Regions from separate parts of the Homo sapiens genome. Here regions 1, 3, 4, 5 and 6 are each linked to region 2. The links are chromatin contacts, found by Hi-C or POLR2A ChIA-PET in ENCODE. All regions are on one chromosome and are shown on one strand. The core of a region is the stretch at or near the end of the contact, and the rest is flanking DNA. Distances in the headings are between cores, read along the strand shown.

The links. A loop is a pair of places that touch in the nucleus more often than their neighbours do. ChIA-PET counts read pairs that join two places held with the same protein, here RNA polymerase II (POLR2A). Pooled maps may share reads with other maps.
Region 1: a map with no recorded cell type shows a loop between it and region 2 (11-fold over the local background). The contact joins two enhancer-like sites. A Hi-C loop is called at or near these places in 1 of 37 single-sample maps with no recorded cell type and 2 of 50 pooled maps. POLR2A ChIA-PET finds 5 or more read pairs at or near these places in 1 of 52 experiments (activated CD8-positive, alpha-beta memory T cell).
Region 3: a loop to region 2 is called in a pooled map, with 5 times the contacts of the local background. The contact joins two enhancer-like sites. A Hi-C loop is called at or near these places in 2 of 50 pooled maps.
Region 4: a pooled map shows a loop between it and region 2 (13-fold over the local background). The contact joins two enhancer-like sites. A Hi-C loop is called at or near these places in 3 of 37 single-sample maps with no recorded cell type and 2 of 50 pooled maps.
Region 5: a loop to region 2 is called in a pooled map, with 2.0 times the contacts of the local background. The contact joins two enhancer-like sites. A Hi-C loop is called at or near these places in 3 of 50 pooled maps.
Region 6: a loop to region 2 is called in a pooled map, with 9 times the contacts of the local background. The contact joins two enhancer-like sites. A Hi-C loop is called at or near these places in 2 of 37 single-sample maps with no recorded cell type and 2 of 50 pooled maps.

Annotation. Positions count from the first base shown.
Region 1 is chr6:7,914,949-7,918,755 of GRCh38, forward strand. The region is part of intron 4 of BLOC1S5-TXNDC5 (BLOC1S5-TXNDC5 readthrough (NMD candidate)); the gene reads right to left. Among named protein-coding and RNA genes, the nearest start is that of TXNDC5, 6.1 kb to the left of the region's middle. Within about 2 kb of position 2,128, at least 4 of the 41 ENCODE cell types and tissues checked have a DNase peak (open chromatin) inside an H3K27ac peak, as active enhancers do.
Region 2 is chr6:6,329,718-6,333,140 of GRCh38, forward strand. LOC124901253 (a long non-coding RNA gene) reads left to right here. Exons shown (of 2, transcript XR_007059428.1): 2 at 36-450. Among named protein-coding and RNA genes, the nearest start is that of F13A1, 11 kb to the left of the region's middle. RefSeq lists an enhancer at 2,095-2,144. Within about 2 kb of position 1,779, at least 3 of the 41 ENCODE cell types and tissues checked have a DNase peak (open chromatin) inside an H3K27ac peak, as active enhancers do.
Region 3 is chr6:5,172,991-5,176,388 of GRCh38, forward strand. The region is part of intron 2 of LYRM4 (LYR motif containing 4); the gene reads right to left. The region is part of intron 3 of LYRM4-AS1 (LYRM4 antisense RNA 1); the gene reads left to right. Among named protein-coding and RNA genes, the nearest start is that of MIR3691, 26 kb to the left of the region's middle. Within about 2 kb of position 1,966, at least 9 of the 41 ENCODE cell types and tissues checked have a DNase peak (open chromatin) inside an H3K27ac peak, as active enhancers do.
Region 4 is chr6:7,961,610-7,965,447 of GRCh38, forward strand. The region is part of intron 4 of BLOC1S5-TXNDC5 (BLOC1S5-TXNDC5 readthrough (NMD candidate)); the gene reads right to left. Among named protein-coding and RNA genes, the nearest start is that of TXNDC5, 53 kb to the left of the region's middle. RefSeq lists an enhancer at 2,073-2,122. Within about 2 kb of position 1,747, at least 3 of the 41 ENCODE cell types and tissues checked have a DNase peak (open chromatin) inside an H3K27ac peak, as active enhancers do.
Region 5 is chr6:5,142,250-5,146,056 of GRCh38, forward strand. The region is part of intron 2 of LYRM4 (LYR motif containing 4); the gene reads right to left. The region is part of intron 3 of LYRM4-AS1 (LYRM4 antisense RNA 1); the gene reads left to right. Among named protein-coding and RNA genes, the nearest start is that of MIR3691, 4.2 kb to the right of the region's middle. Within about 2 kb of position 2,004, at least 2 of the 41 ENCODE cell types and tissues checked have a DNase peak (open chromatin) inside an H3K27ac peak, as active enhancers do.
Region 6 is chr6:4,799,933-4,803,358 of GRCh38, forward strand. The region is part of intron 1 of CDYL (chromodomain Y like); the gene reads left to right. Among named protein-coding and RNA genes, the nearest start is that of CDYL, 25 kb to the left of the region's middle. RefSeq lists an enhancer at 2,429-2,478. Within about 2 kb of position 1,724, at least 4 of the 41 ENCODE cell types and tissues checked have a DNase peak (open chromatin) inside an H3K27ac peak, as active enhancers do.

The DNA.
Region 1 (3,807 bases), core at 878-3,377, 1.6 Mb after region 2:
GCTTAACTTCCTTCAGGGGCTTCCCTTCACATACAGTCAAATTCCAGCTCTTTGCCTTGGCTTGCAAGGGCCTTCAGGAAAGATGCAATCTCAACCCATACCACTCTGCCCTCTGCTCGCCTAGATTCTAGCCATTAGGGATGATTCTAGATACCCTCCCAGCATTCCCCTTCTCAGGCCCTTGTGTGTGGTGCCCTGTGCTTGTTCCCTTCCTGTCTTCTGTGACTGGACTCCCTGCACCCTCAGGTCTCTTGCCCCCACGCCACCTCCTCAGTGCCTGGCGATTGCCTTTCCACATTGACAAGTCAAAGCCCCTCTCTGCAGCAGCCTCCCTCTGCCCACTGAGCTCTCACCAGTGCCATGCTGTTTAATTTCTGCATAACACTTTTTGTCATTTGATGCCATTTTGTTGCAGACTTAGCTGGTTAAGGTGGCCGTCTTCTCCATCAATAAGCTCCCCGAAGGCCAGGGGCTATTTGCCACATTCACTTCTCTCTCCCTAGCACCCAAATGCCTGGATACAGTTGAGGCTCAACAAGTGTTGGATGAAGGAACCCCTCTTTCTAACCACATCTCTTTCCCAGGCTCCACCAAAACAAACTGACTCACTGTGCCTGGCACCTTCTCTCACATGCGGCCTTTCCTGCATGACCCGGCCACCCCTCCACACAGGCTGCTCAGCGTCACTTCCTCTGAACTCCCAGCCCTCCCAAGGGACTGACATGTTGCTTCATATGGTAGCAGCCACACATGGTCCTGCTTAGATTCCCATCGCCAAGCAGCGTGGCTTCCAGCTCAGAAAGCCTAAAAGTGAAGATACAACTGAATTTGTGTACAGCGATGAAATAATACAATGTTCTCAGTAAAAAATTCCCTGACCTCCAGCTGGGGTTAGGCTTCCTGCACTAATATCTTGTCCTTTCTCCCCATATCCCTTCACAGAAGGGTAATTATTTGGTTGTGTGAATTTTGTTTAGCCTCGGACTTTCCCTCTAAACTGTAAGCCCCATGGCCTGAGAGGTGTTTACGTGATGTCTGGTACACAGCAGGCATTTAATACCTGATATGGTTTGGCTGTGTCCCCACCCAAATTTCATCTTGAATTGTAACTCCCACAATTCCCATGTGTTGTGGGAGGAACCCGGTGGGAGGTGATTGAATCATGGGGACAAGGTCTTTCCTGCACTGTTCTCATGATAGTGAATGAGTCTCATGAGATCTGATGGTTTTAAAAAGGGGAGACTTCCTTCATAAGCTCTCTTCTCTTGTCTGCTGCCATGTGAGACGTGCCTTTCACCTGCCATGATTGGGATGCCTCCCCGGCCACTTGGAATTATAAGTCCAGTAAACCTCTTTCTTTTGGAAATTGCCCAATCTCAGGTATGTCTTTATCAGCAGCGCAAAAACAGACTAATACGATACCTGTTTGTTGAATGAATGCATGAAGGAATGGATGAAAAGTCACATTTGTCTACCCTCAGAGGATGGCTTGCTTGAGAGAGACCCCCCTCAAAATCATGGCCTTTCCCAAGCAGAAAAGGCAATAGGTATGTTGGTCTGTATTGTTAGAAGTTAGTACTACTTCTAGCAAAATAGTATTGCTACACTGCCTTCTTTTTTTGAGACAGATTCTTACTCTGTCACCCAGGCTGGAGTGCAATGGCATGCTCTTGGCTCACTGCAACCTCTGCCTCCTGGGTTCAAGCAATTCTCCTGCCTTAGCCTCCTGAGTAGTTGGGACTACAGGCACCTGCCACCACACCCGGCTAATTTTTGTATTTTTAGTAGAGACGGGGTTTCACTATGTTGGCCAGGCTGGTCTCAATCTCCTAACCTCGTGATCCACTCACCTCGGCCTCCCAAAGTGCTGGGATTACAGGCGTGAGCCACCACGCCCGGTCTACGCTGCCTTCTTATTGCAAATCCACAGCCTTCAAGGAGCTGCACTCCCTTCCGACAGCAGCCCTGTAGGTGCATGGCAAAGCCTCTCGTTGGAAGCTGTCCTCATCCCAGGGAGCACATAAGAACTGACATGGGAGGAATGGCTACTGAATGGGAAAAATACAGCTTTTGTTTTCCACCTCCAGAGGATAACACAAGACCCAAATGTGTTGTAACATTGTCAAGACAACCCCAGGACATTCAGAAACTGAAATGCCACCATTTGAACCACTTTAACAGGTGCATCCTGAGTTATTATTGGGCGAACAGTACTGCTTTTAGGAGGTACTGAAAGCATTTACATCCTGTTGTTCTAATTTGGTCAGAACACCTTGGTAGGTGCCTCTAAAGAAGAAGAAAAACTGTGTTTTTCTTGATGAGCTCATGTGACCATTCAAATGTGATTGTTGAGAGGTGGAGAAAAAGCTAGAGGATTGCTCTCATCAGAGAAAATCTAAAGAAAAAGACCAAAGTGAATTCCCAGGCTGGAGTCACACAGGGAGTAGAGCTGTTTTCAGTGTATTGAAATGGTTAATGGAAAGGTCATATTTACTCACTACTCTCACAAGCTCCTTGGGCAACACAGCCTACTAAACAATTAATAAGCACCAAAAACCCACATTACATTATAACATAACAGATTCGGGTATTTGGCAGATAAAAGCTTTCAAAATCCATGTGGGATCTGTGAGGTCTCGGGGGTAGGGGGGAGGAGAATAAAGAGAGTTTCTTTGTTGACTGGATCATGACCACTAAGCTGAATGATCTGTGCTGTTTCTCAAAGTGCACAGAACACTCACTCCAGCTCCCAGGAGCTCATTCAGTCTGTGCAAGTGCTGGCTCTTCTCGTTCATGCCCCTGTCATTCTCCCAGCTCTTTGTCTGCTAGATGCTATTACAGGAGTTCTTATTTTTCCCAGAGTCCCCAGGTGCGGGGCCGATAGGCTGATCCAGAAGCTGATGCTCACCAGCACCTGGACTTCATAACAGGAGAGAAGACTTCTCCCTGATGCAGGTTGCTCACTGAGTTGTTCCACTCCTCTCTCAGCTGCGCTGGCCTGCAGTGATGGCCTTGGCCTTGGATCTGTGGCATTCCACACGGGCATGGGGACATGCCTCTCACAGCACTTAGGGGCCAGCTCTTCATAGCTGCCTGAATTTCAGAACACTATTCCAAGTTCAGAATCCAGGAAAATGTTTATCCTACCTGGGGGTTCTCAATTCTGGCTGCACATTGCAATCATCTAGGTCTTGAAAGCAATACTGATGGCTTTGTCCTACTTCCTAGGGTTGAGAATTCCTGGGATTAGAGGAGACACAGCCAGGATCTCAGTCCCTGGTGCGCCTGTGGCGGACTGTAGCAGGGCTCTGAGAGCACAGATGTGGAGCAGACCACCAAAGGAACGCTGATGTTTGCTGGAAGTTAATAGGTGTTTTCTTAAGAGAAGAGCTCTGACTGAGACATGTTTGAGGAACACTTGGTTAGGGTTAGGGTTAGGAGATAGAGAAGCCAGGAACAATGCCCAAATTAGACCACAATACTGCTCAAATTAGATCACAATACTGCTCAAATTAGATCACAATACTGCCACCACTGCTACCACCTCGACATGCAGATTCCTCCTATCCCACCTCTGGTACAGGACACTATATGTGACCATGGGAACCTCTGCAACCGCTGCCCTGCAGGATGGACTTTGCATGACCCCTGCTTCTTCGCAAAACTAGCTTCCAATGGAAGCCTCACTGCAGTAGGGCTCAATGGTCTATGCTCTATCCTAACTTGTGGCGGTTAGGTCAGAGGCTCCACAAATGCAGGAAAGGTGTCCAGTGAAGCTGGGCAGCCTGAAAGAATGTCAACTGTTGA
Region 2 (3,423 bases), core at 529-3,028:
ATGATGTCCTAACAGCTGCCTTTTCATGCTTTTAGAACCCTTAACCAACATTAAGAAGTCTAGCTACACTCCTGGAGTCCAGCTAACATGGAGAAACCATACAGAGAGGCCACATGGAGCGGTGGGGACATGAGAATGTGCAGGGAGGGAGAGGAGTCCAGCTGCCTCATAATCCTACCGGAGCCCAGGCATCAGCCATCTCTGCCAACCTGCAGCACGAGTGAGGACGCGAGTGTGCCACCTGGCAAGTGGATCCTCTGGCCCCAGTCAAGGAGCTGCAGCTGATGGTGCATGGAGCAGAGAGAAACTGCCCTGCTGAGCCCTGCCAAAATCATAAAATTGTGAGCAATGAAACAAAGTGGCTGTTATTTTAATCCACTAATATTTGGGATAGTGTGTTACATCGCAATAGATAACTGAGACACATTCATCAAATAAATATTTATCTAACCTGCTGTTTATAATAATAATACAACACTAATATTGAGTATGCTGTAATATATAGCAATATAATTAATATGGTAATATTTATCTATCTATTATTGACAGACTTTGTGATGAGTAGGAAATTGTATCTATCTTTAAGGCCTGCAGTCAAGAAGGGGAAACTATATTAAAAGCTAGTGTTTTGGAATTTCGTCAACAAGTCTGTTTCCACGATTTAATAGACTTCAAAATATTCTGTGTTTTCCTCCTATAACAAATATGTTCCTTGTGGACCTAATCTGGCATATAATATATGTACAAAAATACAAGTTAATTAATGAATTAAAGTCAGTGGAATCTCTTATGTCAGTGAAAGCAATAGGGTTGCTGACAAAAAAAGAAAGTAAAAGTTTTTAGTGAATTGTATATGCACCACTGGTTTTTATTTCACCTTTATCTTAAACAGTCAGCCACTCACTTAAACTTTGGCTTCTGAGGCTGAGAGCCACATAAAAGGGAGCACTAAATAACTGCAAGTGTAAAGAATGATTTGTGCTCCCTAAAATGCTTTATTCATACAAGGGAACTGAGGCTTGGAGAGGCAAAGGGGCTTGCTCATAATCACACACCTGGCACATTACGGATTTCAGACTCAAACAGACATTTTTAAAACCAAGTCCATTGTCTTGGCTAAAGTACACCTTCTCCAAACTCCTATCTTTCTCTTACTCAAAATTTCCCTTCAAATCTACACATTCCAAGATCTCTCTTAGAGCTGGGCCCATGGTGCTCCTGGAAGATATGATTGGATTTCTCCTCACCCTCTGAGCAGTGTAGGCACAGGTCTTCTGGTGCAGGGGATGGGGACATTAGAATGTGGCAGCTAGCTGGTACCTATTGGAGACCACCCCTGTAGGTGGGGTGACTCTACCACTCTGGTCTGTCAACAGAATAGTTTTTATGGGACCCTCATACGGGTCAGGGACTCTGTTATGTGCTGCAAGGGATTTGCAGGGAGCAAGAGAGAGGTCCTTTCCCGCAAAAGACTTACGGTCAGCCCCTAAGCTTCTCGGTGAAGGGAAGAGCAACATTGAACATCCGTCTTGGACACCTTGCCCCTTGGTTCTTCTATCTCACGAGTGCCTCGCAGTGGCTCTGCCTGTGGACCCTTACTCATGTTCTCTGGACCAGGGTTGTTAACCATAGCAGGTTAGAACTGCCCATTTATTCTAAATACAACAGCCAACTACCATCTTTATTTCAACCCTCACTTCCCACCACTTCTTCTCTAGTCTCAAAATGCCTTTCAGCATAGGCAGGAAATATGACAGAAGAAAGTCCCAGTCGAACAAACAATAACCGAAAATGCTCTTTGTTGCTGGGCCTTGGCGATCAAAGCCCTGCACATGTTTGCCAGCTGTAGTTCAGATGGTTTCTATTTCACTCAGCATTAATTTTTTATGAAATCTGTGGCCCAGGGGCCCATAAGCGGCTTTTAGTTCTTCATTCTATACTGTCTGGTCTAATTGCCAAGGCATGGTAAGACTCAGATTTTAAGGTGTCGTTAATGTATTTACCAGCCTTCCGGTCTACAGGCAGGCTCACCTCTTTGTGTGGGATTTTAATCATGTTTTGTTTTTAGAAAGGAAATGAAGGTATTCTTGGACTAAATATACTTGCTTTTCTTTGGATTTATTATCAGTATTTCACATCAGCGAGACAGCATACACAACACTGCCAATCCCAAACCTCAGACTTTATCTTCCAGTTTAAGTTTGATTCTTAAGAAGCATATGGAGTCTGTGCAGTGGAGGTAAGGCCTGTTTAAAATGAAGGCTGTTGTTTGTATGAAACATGCTTATTTAGTAGTTTATGATAAGGGGCCTGCTGACCCCAAAGGCTATCTTTCTTCTCACTTAGCAGCAGCAGCCTGGACTTTGTTTCAGATCGTCTCTGGATGCTGTAGCAAAGCCAGCAAGTGACTCACTGTCTGTCCTCAAACTCTTTGCAGCCCCCATTACTGAAGAGCCCCACAGACAACTTAGAAAACACAGTGATGGGAAAGTGACAGTGTTTGCAGAGTTGCTGGTTGCCAGGGGTCTACATGCAAGGCCAGTGCCGCGATCATTTTCATGAATTTCAGATGTCCTTTCTCTTGCCAACTTCGTGTGTTTTCTGAAAAATAATAAGAAAAAAAAAAAAACCCAGTCATCTGGCCTTACTTCCTTAAACCGAAGCTATTAGAGGTATCCAGGATCTGACTAGGGCAGCTAATTTTCTTTCAGTAGTGATTATAGCTGCACACCCTGCACAAACCGCATGCAAGACTCCCCCTCAACATAATTTTACATGCTTCACTTCTCCAATTGGCTCCAACTGTTAACAGAGCCCAGGTTTTGCATACACAGCCACACTTGGGGAGAAAGAAAAATACTTTGTTGCAGGCAGTTTTGCCTTGATACTTGGCACTACTCCATTTCCTGACTGCGTTACACTCCCTTCCCTCCCAGGTACCTGAGACTTCTTCATGCATCTGAGTGTCTGGCTTTTGATGCAGCTCCTGGTTAGGAACCAGCCCTCTCCATGGTCATTAGCTTCCTTTTTTTTTTAAAAAAAAAAAAAAAAAACTACCATCTAGTAGGCAGCTTCTTCGGCACTATTGTTAATCTGAGAATTTGCTAGTACTTAACTCACTCTTCACACGCCATAAAAATCTCTATTCTTTGAAGTGTCTAAGTGTGTGATGGCTGAATGTGTTGGGAGGAGCTGTGTTTCAATATGTTTTTTACTTTTGTTCTCAGGCCAGAGAAATTTCATTCAGTTTCATGTGTTCAGTCCTTGAAACAAAAGGCAGTGCTTCTATTTGAAGCTTTGGTTCATTTAAAGGAAGTAATCAATTCTGTTCTGTGAGTATTCACTGAATACTTCCTAGGACCTATGAACTGATTCATGCCAGAGGCTGCAGGGCCTCTCAAAAAAAAAACCAATGTGTACCAC
Region 3 (3,398 bases), core at 716-3,215, 1.2 Mb before region 2:
TATTCAGAAAGACAGGTTTGTCTTTGGCCCTGACTGCATTAAAAATACCGGAAGTATCATTGCTTTAATGTGCATTATAGAAACATGACTCCCCAAGTGAATCTGATCCATTAATAACATCTCTTTAACTGCTAATGACTTCTGCAGACATGTAATAGAATATTTTATGGCTGTTTTCAACCATCTGTCCTTCTTTCTTTCAATATGAATTTGCCAGAGATGTAATGAAATTTCCTGTCCTCTGTGCCATTACATGTTTGTTAATACCAACACACCAATCAGACACATCAACGCTGTTATGCTCACTATACATGGAGCTATGCTCTGAGCACTGCTCAAGGAATGAGAACCTTCTGTCTCCAATATTCTCTTAGGCTACCCTTGAGCTAGCCCAAGTTTCTAACCTCTGTATGAGCACATTCATGTATGTTCTCGAGATTTGTAGGGCTAATGAATCACGAAGTCTGAATCAGTCATACAATAAGAGTTCTAAGAACAAATACCTGCATTAAAGATGCCACACTTTAAAAAGTTAAACATGATGTGTAAAATTACAATCCTTTTCTTTTCTATGAATGATATCCTACATTAACACATTTGAAATTCAACTAAATTATGCTTTTGAACAGTTAATGAGTACCCCAGTGATCAATATTTCATATTTTCAACTTTTTTCATTTACAAATTCTTTGATTGAGTACTATATGCTAATCACCTTTCATAAAACAGTCCATTGCTCTGAGTGTACGGCTCATGTTTAAATATGTATGCAGAAGAGAAATCCATTTGATAAAAAGATATGTCCTGAATTAATGCGGTGGGTTTTAAAATATAGCCGTAACCTGCTTTAAGGCAGGTTAGACATAGAGTTGCTTTCAATAGGAAGCTGTGCTGGAGACAACAGGCAGATTCCTGGCAGTATGGGTTGCTGTGGTATGAAAAGATCTGTGAAGTGACACTGGAAACTATAGACTGGGGGGCTTTGTTTCGAGGCCTGGGGTAAATGCAGGTCCAAGGAGGAAGCTTCCATTTTGTCCTGAGCCCCAGGATTCTGTGAGAACTGCAACCCAGTGTGCAAAGTGCAGAAAGCTGCCTCCTCTTCGCTCTCTCAGTTCTCTTTTGTTGTCAGACCTGATGTTTTCCTTAGTAGATTCTCTGGAAACATTCTCTGTTTTTTTTTAAGTTAGGGCAAAGAAAAAATAAAGAGTCTTTCACAATCAGCTGTTGGTGTTTAGAGCTTACAACGCATTTTGCAGTGAATGCTCTACAGAGTATCAAAAAATTCATTAAAATTTCACCTGCACAGAGAAAACACAACTAATTTTACCCCTACAGGGCATCAGCTGTGTTACTAAGGACAGTGTCACCTTTAAAGTCAATTCCTGTGGTTGAAATGAGGACTATATGCATCTGTCCTGCTTCCGGCTCCAACCAGAAGTGGTAATGAGGAGAGACAGACGGATGCACAATGATAGTCTTCACAAAAGCTCGAGTTTCAAAATGAAAGGGGAGAGTACTCAGCGCGTCGCATCCTGTTTGGTGTCACTAGGACCTTTCTTCTCAGAGGAAGGAGGCTATTTATAAACTTAATGGTTACTTCAAGGAGGGCAGGCAGAAAAATAAATCTTTAGCTTCAGATTTCTTAAATCTTCTCTTGGTCACTGTTTATTTTGTCTAATTTTCTATAACTTTTATTTAGTCTTTACACTTATAATTGGTAACTGGAAGGTCCCCAATACTAAATTAAGGTGTGTATATATAAACATATATTATCCCCCCTCTCTTTTGAACAGATGTTGTCATGCTTAGGACAAGTTTAAATTCTAACAAACGTCGAGAAAGGCTGAGAATATAAAAGATAAGCAAGGCTTAACGTCAAAATTGAAGCTCTCTTTCAGTTTTATACAGCTAATCATTAAAGTTCTGCTCCTCAGCCAATTCAGCTTAGACACATCACACACGTAATTAATGCACAAAATGCTGCCATTCATGTGCAGATGAAGGAAGGATGCGGTCTATTTATTGAGCGCCTAGATTCTCAGTTACAAGAATTCTTTGCAAATATGATTTAAAGTAAGTAGTATTTAAAGAAGCAATGGCATTCCAGACCCCAATGTGGAAATTTCTGGGGATAAACATAAATGTGCAATCTTAAATAATGCCTTGTTTTATGAGTTCTGGGTCTTTCAAAGAGGGGCTCAGAGCCAGTGCATAGACAAGAGCATAAACCCAGATCTCATGGTATGCTTTTAAAACATTATGAAGCAATATTTCAATATCTAATTTCACATTAAAATGGGAAATCTGGAAACACAAGGACTTCATTCCCACCTCCGTTTGGAACAGCTGTCCTTTAAAACGTAGAGGCCTTCTAGTCAGCCACAGCGCCCTCCACTGGCACTTCTACACATGCCAGCCTCATCCTTCACTTTCCTGCTCGACCTGTGGATTCAAGAGGGAATAGGACACAGGTGGAGTTCTAGGCCCTTATCCTTGAACTGGATTGAGGAAGGGATGGGAGAGGAGAATTAAAGAAGAAAATCAGGAAAAACCATTTCCTGAGGTTTCCAGGATAAAGGGCCAGTGGAATACTAAGGAGAGGGGGCCTGTGGTGGTTTTAAAACAGGGTCACACATTTTGTGACACCCCTGCCATTGAGAATCGGGGGTCTATGTTCCCACACTTTGAATCTGAGCCTGTGACTCCTTTGACCAAAAAAATATGGCAGAAATGAAACTACATATTTCCAAGGCTGTTTCACAAAAGGCCACACAGCTCTGCTCTGTCCTCCAGAACACTCTCCTCTGCAGTTCTGCCCACCAAGTAGGAAGTCGCACTGCTCTGAGGCTACCACGATGTGAGGAAGCCCCGGCCACACAGACATTCTGCTCTACAGCTGCTGCTGATCCTGGCCTAGGCACCAGACCTGTCTCCGGGTGATTCCAAACCCCAGCCATTTGAGTACACCCAGTGTTACAGTCTTCCCAGCTATGGCTGATAGCATGTGCACTATCAGCATTCCCGGCCCAGATAATCTGTGAGTTATAACAAAAATGGTGGTTGTATTACGCTATTAATTTTTTTTTTTTTTTGAGACAGAGTCTCGCTCTATTGCCCAGGCTGGAGTGCAGTGGCGTGATCTCAGCTCACTGTAACCTCTGCCTCCCGGGTTCAAACTATACTTCTGCCTCAGCCTCCCAAGTGGCTGGGACTACAAGCATGTGCCACCATGCCTGGCTAATTTTTGTATTTTTAGTAGAGATGGGGTTTCACCATATTAGCCAGGCTGGTCTTGAACTCCTGACCTCATGATCCACCCGCCTCAGCCTCCCAAAGTGCTGGGATTACAGGCATGAGCCACCGTGCCTGGCCTACGCTATTAAATTTTAAGGTGGTAG
Region 4 (3,838 bases), core at 497-2,996, 1.6 Mb after region 2:
GGTTGAGCTCTCTGACACCCCTGGACTTTTCCTTAGCCTCCTGTTGGCAGCTCTGACCTTTCCGGGATCTGTAAGTTATACAGTTCTTCTGTTTCAGCCATTTTGGTTTCATTCCCTCATTTTGTCTCACTTGATGGACACAGGTGAACCTAGCTCCCCCACCCCACGCTGTTAGGGCTCTCCCAGAGAGTGGCTTCTTGGTTTTTGGCGTGTGTGTGTGTGTGTGTGTGTGTGTGTGTGTGTGTGCCGCAGTCTCGCTCTGTCACCCAGGCTGGAGTGCAGCGGCGCGATCTCGGCTCACTGCAGCCTCCGCCTCCCGGGTTCACGCCATTCTCCTGCCTCAGCCTCCCGAGTAGCTGGGACTACAGGCGCCCGCCACCACGCCCGGCTAAATTTTTGTGTTTTTGGTAGAGACGGGTTTTCACCGTGTTAGCCAGGATGGTCTGGATCTCTTGACCTCGTGATCCGCCCACCTCGGCCTCCCAAAGTGCTGGAATTACAGGTGTGAGCCACCGCGCCCGGCCAGGTTTTGGCCACTCTCAAAAGTGGAGACCTCAAAACCAAATTAGAAAGAACCACGGCGATGGAACTCACGACACAGGGTAACGGGATAAAGAGAGAAAGGGAGACACTTCAACATCCCTGTATTAGCCTTGACGGCTCAATTCATCAAAAAATACAGATTGAATATATAAGAAATACATATAAAAATGAAAAATATAATTAAAAGTACACATTATTTCATCATAACTTAAAAAATTAAAAGCTAATTAAAAATTTTTGGTTAAAAAGCTATTTAGAAAATGTTTAAAAACTCAATAAGTGGTTAAAGGAGAAAATTAACACTATAGTTACAATTATTTAGAAAAAATATGAGAAAATGTAAGTAAAATTATAGGAGACAAATTTTGCTCCTTGAGGCAAAGATTTTCACAGATTTCCCAAAAATAACATAAAAATCACTTACCATAAAAGAAAAATTTGATAAATTGGACTTCATCAAAATTAAAAACTTTTGCTCTTCAAAATAAACTGTTTTTTGGGGAGCTGAAGGAAATGTGCATTATCTTGATTGTGATGATGGCTTCAATGGTGTATACATGTCAAAACTCATCAAATTGTACACCTTAAACATATGTAATTTATTGTGGTCAACTATGTGTCAATAAAGTTGCAATGAAGAATTGGAAATAAAGAATTGGCAACTAAATACTTTTTTTTTTTTTTGAGACAGGGTCTCGCGCGGTCACCCAGGCTGGAGTGCAGTGATGCCATCATGGCTCACTGCAACCTCTGCCTCCCGGCTCAATTGATCCTCCCCTTCAAACTCCCCAATAGCTGGGACTACAGGTACTTGCCACCATGCCTGGCTAAATTTTGCTCAGTACAACTTTTTAAAACATGAACTAATTGTTGAGAAAATTAAAAGGCAAGCCATCAACCAGGAGAAAATATTTGTAATTAATGAGTCTGGCAAAGCACTTAAATTTAGAAAATATAAATAACTCTTACTATTCAACGATGGAACAAACAACACACAACCACACAGCCCATAAACTAAAGAGATCGGCACTACCCCCCGAAATGTACAAATGACCAAAAATAACATGAAAAGATGCTCACTATCTTTAGTCATCAGAGAAATGCAACTTAAAACCACAAAGAGATACCATTATACCGAACCGAGAACAGCTAAAAATAAAAAGACTACTAATAATCTCATTTATATACAGAATCTAAAACAAAAACCAACTCATAGAAACAGAGAGGAGAATGGTGGTTGGCAGGAGTTGTGGGTGGGGAAATGGGGAGATGTTGGTCAAAGGGTACAGAGTTTCACTTACAAAATGAGTAAGTTGGCCAGGTGCAGTGGCTCACACCTGCAATCCCAGCACTTTGGGAGGCCAAGGCAGGCAGATCACCTGAAACCAGGAGTTCAAGATCAGCCTGACCAACATGGTGAAACCCCATCTCTACTAAAAATACAAAAATTAGCTGGGTATAGTGGTGCACGCCTGTAATCCCAGCTACGTGGGAGGCTGAGGCAGAGAATCGCTTGAACCCAGGAGGCGAAGGTTGCAGTGAGCCAAGATCACAAGATCACGTCACTGCACTCCAGTGACTCTATCCCAAAAAAACAAAGCAAGTTCTAGAGACCTAATGTACAGCACAGTAACTGTAGTTAATAATAATGCATTATATGCCCGTAATTTGCTAAGAGAGGAGGTCTTAAGTATTCTCACTGCACGAGCACGCACGCACACACACACCCCCAAAAAGGTAACTATCTGAGGTGATGAATATGTTAATTAGCTTGTGATAATCATTTCACAATGTATACATGTATCAAAAATCATGTTGTACAACTTGAATTATATAATTTTTTATAAATTATACCTCAATAAAGTTAAAAAAACAAGGTTCAAGTTATAAAACATAGATATGTATAAGGATGTGAATATGTATATAAGCAATCAATATAGGAAAAATACATATACACAAATATATGCACATATACATTTCCTATTGAAAAGATGATGGCACCACATCCCTCTGTCTTGTCAAGGCAGTGCTTAGTTAAGAACACACCCCATCTACCACCAGGCAATTCAGTAAAAACAATGAGTGCTTTGTTTTTATGATGAGAAGGTAATGTATATAGTCTGCCACAATAATTTTCTGCTGTCTGCTTTTTTCATACTTAACAACTACTCTGATAACTCTTTCTAGAACATTCTCAGAATTAGCTCTAACCAAGCTCTAGCCCAAATGCCACTTTTACCTCTCAAATAAACTGCTTTTCCTACAGCCTGGACATCAAAAAAGTCCAAATAAGTGACCAAGAAATGGAAGAACACTTTTGAGTGACTGAGGAAGGGAAGAAATTAAATGAGCCAAGTCAGAACTCTCTGTAGGGTGAAGGTGAATGGGAAGCGTTGGGAAAAATCATTAGCACTTTTATGAAATGTATACATTTAAGATTATTTGTTGTTTTTGCCAGACTCCTTCCAGGCAAAGCATACATTTATAAATGTTTAAGTGTATTTTTTTTAAGTTCATTGCAGCTATAGAAATTGTTCCATAATGTGGAAGCCCCTGCCAAGTTTCCAGCTCTCAATTTCCCGAGATGTATAATTATATTATTATTATTATTATTATTTTTTGAGTTGGAGTCTCACTCTGTTGCCCAGGCTGGAGTGCAGTGGCGCGATCTCGGCCTACTGCAAGCTCTGCCTCCCAGGTTCACACTATTCTCCTGCCTCAGCCTTCCGAGTAGCTGGGACTACAGGCGTGTGCCACCACACCTGGCTAATTTTTTTGTATTTTTAGTAGAGACGGGGTTTCACCGTTTTGGCCGGGATGGTCTCGATCTCCTGACCTTGTGATCCACCCACCTCGGCCTCCCAAAGTGCTGGGATTACAGGTGTGAGCCACCGCACCCGGCCAGAATTATATTATTATATTATTTCGATTAAATGATTTGACTCTGTTTCTTCTGTATTAATGTTGATGTATCTTTCAGTGCATACTTGATACTTAAAAAAAAGAAAGACTACCAATACCAAGTGTTGGCAAGGATGTGGAGCAACTGAAACTCTCCTGTACCACTGGTGGGGATATAAAATAAAACATCCATTTTGGAAACGTTTGGCAGTTTCTTACAAAGTTAAGGATGCACTTAACATATCATTTAGCAAATCTGCCCCCAGGATTTTGCAAAAAAGAGATGAAAACACATCCACAAAAGACTTGTCTATGAATATTCACAGCAGCTTAATTCAAAATAGCCAAAAGGTGGGAAACAACTCAAACATCTATCAGTGAGTGAATGAATACA
Region 5 (3,807 bases), core at 754-3,253, 1.2 Mb before region 2:
CTCTTGCCTTTGGAACCCAGCCGCCATGTTGTGAGGAAGCCCAGGTTACAGTGAGGCCATATGTGCTATGTTCTGGCTGACACCCTGGCCAGACTCCTGGCTCACAACTAGCATCAACCTCCAGACAGCTAAGTAAAAGATGATTCCTGCCCCCAGCTTTCCAATCTTCCAGCTGAGGTTCAATCACTGTGGAGCAACACAAGCCCCCCTCGCCATGCCCTGTCTGAATTCTTGACCTATAGAAGTGGGATGTGGCAATAAATGAAGATTGTTCTTTGAAGCCACTAAGTTTTGGGGGATGACTTACTGTGCAGCAATAACTGATATACAAGGTCCTTAAATCACCAGCCATTGCTAGATTTCTTGATTTTCATTTCTACCATTCAACCATTCCCCACCCCCTTCTACTGTTTACAGGTAAAGGCCATGCACCTTTTCATTTTTTCCCCTTAAAACCTGAAACATGATTTTTTCCCTAATGACTTAGCCCTTGCATTAGGAGATGGTGTAAACTGACAACGCTTTGGGACTCACAGCCATGCCCAGATTTGAAGAGCCCAGGATGCTTTCCCTACGCTGCCTCGTAACTTCAGTTTCTGGAATGCCTTTCCCTAAGGAGAGCGCAGCCATCCCCAGCCATGGACCCTTGGCCTGCTGGCCTCATGCAGATGTCTCCCAGGAGGCCGCATCGCGGGCCGGTCCCCTGTGTTTTCAGTTTTCATCAGCACTCCTATATCCTTGCCCTACTCTGACTCCCCACGTGGCTGCATTCCGGATATGCTCTGTCCAGCCTCTCCGGAAGTTGGGATGCCACATGTATTGGTTCAGAGCTGGTGGGAGATCAGTGATGCCACTTCCTGTTCACAATGCCTCAGGGGTGATCCCGATAAGTGACATCTGTTAGCGCTCTAGGGCCTGTGGCCACATTGAGGAGGCCAAGCCTGCACCACAAGCGGATCTTCTGTGTGAGTCAGCACACCACTGTCATTCAGGGTACGGTGGCCAATCTTACACAGGGGATCAAATATGCCTTCTGGCTCCAGTGACTTATGGCAACCTCTGGGGCACAGTTTCGCCACTGGGGATGGTCTTCAGGCCCATAACTGTGTGAGTCTGTGCTTATACATGGGCAAGTTTTACTGGCAATGTGAATAATTCCTATTTCCTTAGCGTAATATATTGGTGACTGTGATACAGACATCGGGAGGTTGACAGACACAATAACAGGACCTATTATAAAGACAAACCGAGTATTGTGTCCTTGGCCTTGAGATGTGGCTGGCATAGGCCTAAGCTCAGAGGGCCTGATAGTGCACAGAACTGGTTAAAAAAAAGCCAGGAGGAAGAAATCGGCTTTGTCATCTCTCTCCATCTTGTTTTCTCTGTCCTGCCAGAATTTTAAGGAGTGCTAAGGGTCTCTTCTGCAAGCCTCAAAAACACAAGGCAATACAGCTCTGATGGAGGCAAATTTTACAGCAGAAGAACCTGAGTGCCAAAGGCTGCGGGAACAAAAAATACCAGAGCAAGAATTAACAGCATGAGAAAGCATGCGGCCAGCAGATGGCGACAGAGGCCTTTGTGAGCCACTGGCTGCCGGGTTCTCAAGTGCTGGAAGGTGGCTCTTCACAGCTATTGTATAAGTGATTTATGTATTTGGATTCTGCTCAATGTTATATATGCATTACTGAATAAAACATTCACAGTATATCTTCCACCAGCAGCTGAGCTCCAATTCTAAGCTTCTGAGGTCTAATTCCCAAGGCTCAAAGAAGCCCCTGACATCAAATTGCTTTCCTCCCTGAATAGCTGCTTCATACTCCAGAAAAAGAAATGCTTAGAGAGGTGAGAGCGATCTGATCTGATGTGACCACATAGTCAGAATGCTCACCAGCTCTGTGAGGAAGAGCAAACGTCTGTCAGGTGGTTTCCTCAAGGCCAACTTGTGCAGGGCTTCCCCAGGCTCCGGCTGCTGTTCCCCGACTTCCTCCTGGCGGCTGTGCCTTGCTCAGCTACCTGCACTGAGATACAGGCAAGTCTTGGGTGAGGGCTAGCCTCAGTTTGGACAAGAAAAAGAAGTGGCTTACGTGTAAGAAATATGTCAGGTGAGGCCGGGTGCGGTGGCTGAAGCCTGTAATTCCAGCACTTTGGGAGGCTGAGGCGGGCAGATCACAAGCTCAGGAGATCGAGACCATCCTGGCTAACATGGTGAATCCCCGTCTCTACTAAAAACACAAAAAATTAGCCGGGCATGGCGGTGGGCGCCCGCAGTCCCAGCTACTTGGGAGGCTGAGGCAGGAGAATGGCGTGAACCTGGGAGGTGAGCCGAGATCACGCCACTGCACTCCAGCCTGGGCGACACAGCGAGACTCCGTCTCAAAAAAAAAAAAAAAAAAAAAAAAAAAAAAAGAAATACGTCAGGTGAATTTTCCAAACCGGGTATTTAATCAGTTAGCTACCCATGGCCCCAGGAGCTGGGAAATCACTTTGTTCCTGCCTGGGAGCAGGAGCTGCATGTGTCTGGGAGCTGCAGTGCGGCGCTCACTCCCGGGCTGCCCGGCCTTCCCTGCAAACCTCCGTAATCCCTTCCCGCAGGTGTTTCTGCGAGGCCACGCTGGGTGACCTCTGAGGTCTCCTTTAGGTCTGTGCTGAGACGCTTTGACGCGACATGGGAAGCAGGCGCAGGCCACAGAGTTTCTAGCAATGAGCCCAAAGTGAGAGTCAGTGTGATGGGGTGGCTCCCGGAGAAGGACACACTCTTCCCTGGGAACATATTTGAGAGGTAAAAGGGCAGGCCCCATCTCCAGGCCTGGCGCTGGAAGAGAATTCCACAGAAAGCAGAGAACAACGGGCACATCCCTGTGGAAAACACCAACCTGGCATTTCACACACACAATCCATGTGTTGGCATTCCGTCTTTAGTCACTGACAGGTCATATGAGTTGGAATCTGAGGCAAGCTTCTCCTGCCCCTTTCTCCCATTTGCTCCCCACACCTGGTTTCTCATTTAGAACAAAGGAGAGAAAGTGCAGTTTCGGTGAGTGGAGGAGCCGGCAGCATCTCCAGGCATTTCCATGTGGGGGGCACGCGCCTGTGTAAGTGCCTTATCGCCCTCACGCTGCAAACAGTGCTGCGAAGTCGGCACCAGTATTGTTCTCATTTTGCAGGAGAGGAAACTGAGGTTCATAAAGATTAATAAAACATGTGCTTAATTTCCCTTGGTGACTCCGGAGTCAACGCTCTTCATCACTATGACGGCGAGGGCGAGGCTGCGGAATTTCTCTGCCACACCTAAGGCCCTCTACCCACCAAGTAATAAAAAAGCTTCATCAGAAGGGAAAGCAATAGGACCCCAGCCTTATGAGGAAAAAACATCACAGCAGAGAAGGCTGCCAGGGAGGAGAAAAGAAAAATCATTTCCTATTTTCGATCCTCATGCCTATTAATATGAAATGGTAGAAAACATCAGAAAGGTCACCAATATGTCTTTAATATACGCCCACTTCACGTGGTCTTATTTACACCCACGGCTTCACCACCAATGCTCTAGTAATATTGACTGCTAGAGGTGGGCTCCTAACTCAAGCCCGCAAACCAGCATATTCAGCCTTTAAATCCCCTCTAGAGTTCCTGCATTCCATTCCATTCCACTCCATTCCCCTTGGCTCTCTCTTCCCTCAGCCGTCAAATGATCTCTTGCTTGGATTAGGTTTCTGCCTGGACACTATGCCTCTACGATCAACTCTGCAATTAATTTTTCTCATGATTGCAATTCCTCTAGCATATATATACATTCAATGAGATCGCTTC
Region 6 (3,426 bases), core at 474-2,973, 1.5 Mb before region 2:
TTTTTGTTTCTAGTAATACTTTTCGAAGTCTACTTTGTTTTACATTAATGTATCCATTCTAGCTTTGGTATATCTTTTTCCAGTCTGTTACTTTTAGTTTGTTTCTGTCTTTATATTTAAAATTGTTCTTTAGAAACCAGAATATAGTCAGTTCTTGCCTTTTTAAAATAATCGGATAGTCCATGCTTTTTAATTGAAATTAATCCATTTACATTTAAAGTAATTATTAATATGGTTATATTAGGTCTATCATTTTTTGCTTTTCTTAGGGAAGGGATTTTATTTGCTTTTGTTCCTCCTCTTTTGCTGATTTTGTGTTAACCAAAATTTCTTATTAATTTTAATTCTTCTGTTGGTTTTCTAGCTATATGCATCTTAGCTTTTTCTTTAATATTGAATCACTTTGGATAAGACATATAATTTTTTCAATGATGTGTTTCCAGTTCCACTACTTATCCTTAGTATTATTGTCACAGTTGTTGCATTTATATACTTTGTAAACCCATCAGTAGTGTTGTATTTTTTGCTTTATGCTGTCATCTTTTATAGAAAACTAAGATATTACATATATCCACATAATTACCATTTCTGGCTGTCTTCATTTCTTCCTGTAGCTCTAAGTTGCCATCTAGTGTAGTTTCCATTTGGACTAGAGATCTTTCTTTAGCATTTCTTGTTATAGATCTACCAATGACAAATAGTTTATTTGAAAATGCCCTTATTTTACCTTCATTTTTAAAGGAAACTTCTTCTGAATACTAGAATTCTTGGTTGACTGGTTTTCTTCCTTTTCCTTCTTCAGTAATTTGAATATGTGGTCCCAGTGTCTTCAGACTTAAAAGTTTCTAAGGAGAAGTCTTTGTTCTTATCGTTATTGTTGCCGTTGTTTTCCTGTTTATGACGTCATTTTCTCTGGCTGCTTTCAAGATTTTGTTTATCCTTGGCTTTCTACCATTTGACTAAGGTGTGTCTAGAAGAAGTTTTGTTTGTGTTATTCTGTTTGAGGTTTATTGAGCTTTTGGGAGATATTTCAGTTGTTGTGTCTTCAGATGTCTTTTCCTCCTTTCCTCTCTCTAGAGTCCAATTAAGGTACTGCTTCCTGTTGTCACATTTTTGGGAATTCTACTTATTTTTCATTCATCTCTTTCTCTTTATGTTCTTCAGATTATTCTGTATTCAGGTTCATTGCAGATGGCAGAACCAAGCATCAATCCGTTGCTTAGCCAGTCTAATGCATTTATTTTAGTAAATGTTTTGTTCAGATCTAGGCTTTTAGTTTTTCTGGTTTCATTTTTCTCCCTTGAGATTGCCATATCTGTTCACTTATTGATACCATATTTTCCTTCAATTCTTTGGGCATGTTTTTCAGACGTTTTTGAAATATTTATGATAAATGTTTGAAGTCTGTTAAATCCAACATTTCGGCTCACTTGGAATCAGTTTCTGTTGACTATCATTTTACCTGCAGAGGGTCAAGATTTCCTATTTTTTTCTTGTCTAGTGGAAAGTTGGACATATGCTGTAGTGAGTCTGAACTCTTGTGTTCTTCTGAGGATTATTGTGTTTTTATTGTAGCAGACTGTTAATAAACTGCTTGGTCAAACTACACACTTTGTTTTTCCTGTGATATGCAGCCGCTTGTAGCTCTCCTCTGCTCTTAGGTCTTTGCACTGGTGGTGGTTTTAGTGTGGCACCCTGTGAGTCTCCCCTGTGTCTGCAAAATTTGAAAGTTGGCTAAGGATCTGAGTAGAGATGGACTTTTCTCTGTGGTTGTCTTTATTCTGGGGATTCCCCTAGTTTCTAGCACTCCACCAGCTTTGAGCTCTGTACTCTGACATTTCAAGCTTTATGCCGCCCTAGCTTGAGCATAGTTGGGAAAGAGCATCATATTCACAGATTTGGCTCCATGTTACTCTTTTTTAAAAATATTGCTTTCTGGTTTCTGACTGCTTTTTCACCGTGCTGCTTGTGGTTTCCTCAGCACATATGTAGTATGTAGTTCAGCTGTCAGCTAGGGATTTCAGCATCTTATGCTCTGAATTTGAGTGTCACCTCTATATTCTAGTGCTGTCAGAGTGCTTTAAATTTCTAGCTGCTTCCCCAATTCCAGATTTTGATATCTGGCACCTTTAGTTGGTGAGGAACTGGCTTTTGTTTGCCCCCATGTTTTGCAGCAATAGCTGTGGGAGTTGAGCAGTGCCTTGAGCCAAGATGCCACAAACTCACAATTCTTAACCCTTCTAGTTACAGTTTTTGAGATTTAACTCTCTTCCTGGCTTTTGCAAATACTACCTTTAGATCATTGAAAAAAAAATCACTAATTAGCTTGGCATGGTGGTACACACCTGTAATTCCAGCACTTTGAGAGGATGAGGCATGAGTCTCACCTGAGGCCAGGAGTTTGAGACAAGCCTGGGCAACATAGTGAGACCCCGTCTTTACTAAAAATAAAAAAAACTTAGCTGAGTGTGATGGCAGTGTGTGTAGTCCCAGCTACTTGGGAGGTTGAGGTGGAAGGATCACCTGATCCCAGGAGGTTGAGGCTGCAATGAGCTATGATTGCACCACTGTATTCCAGCCTGGGTGACAGAGTGAGACCCTACCTCAAAAAAACAAAAAACAGTTATTATAAATGTTATCTGTGAGTGTTTGTGTGACCTCTTCACCCTTCCTGCCATTACAGAAAGTTGATATTTTTAGTTTTGAAATACTAGGGTGAGTATAGCTTGTCTGTTTCATGAGCGTGTCTTTCTGTTGTGCTTTCATTGCTTTTAGGGTCATTATTCAGTTTATTTTGTTCTTTTTTTTTCCCTTGAGATAAGTTTGTATGAGAGTCAGCCACCATCCTTTTTCTGTTCTTCTTTTTATTTGAAATTAGGTTGTGTGCACTTGTGCAGGGAGGGTGGGCGGGAGAGGTTTTCAGAGGCCACAGGATTCTCTTTTCCGGCATCTCACTAAGTACTTGACAGTGTGGCCTGGTACCTTTTGAGCTCAAGGGCTGTCCTCCCATTCCTCTCCTTCCCCATCCATCTGGGCTAGACCTTCTCTTTCCATTGCGTCCCCCACCCCACACTATCCCTTTCCTGCTCCATTGCTGTTCTGTTCCCAGCAGTTTTTCTTAGTAGAAGGAGGCTTTGGCTGGCTAGTTTCAAGAGCCCTTCAGCCTTAGACTGCTGCAGTCCCTTCGGACCTGGCTGTGATCACTTGCATCCACCTATAGATGGAAGTGTGCAAAGACCCTTCTAGTTTTGGCTGCTATTCTCAGCTGGCTCCCTGAGTTTTCCTGTGAGGTGCCTGTTGACAGTGTCAGGGTTCTTCTGCTCCCATCCATCAGACACCCTGTTGCTATCCTCTGCTTCCTCTGCACAGATCCTCATCCACCTGGTCCTGCAGCTTTTGCCCATTTATCATCCCTTTCCAGTCACT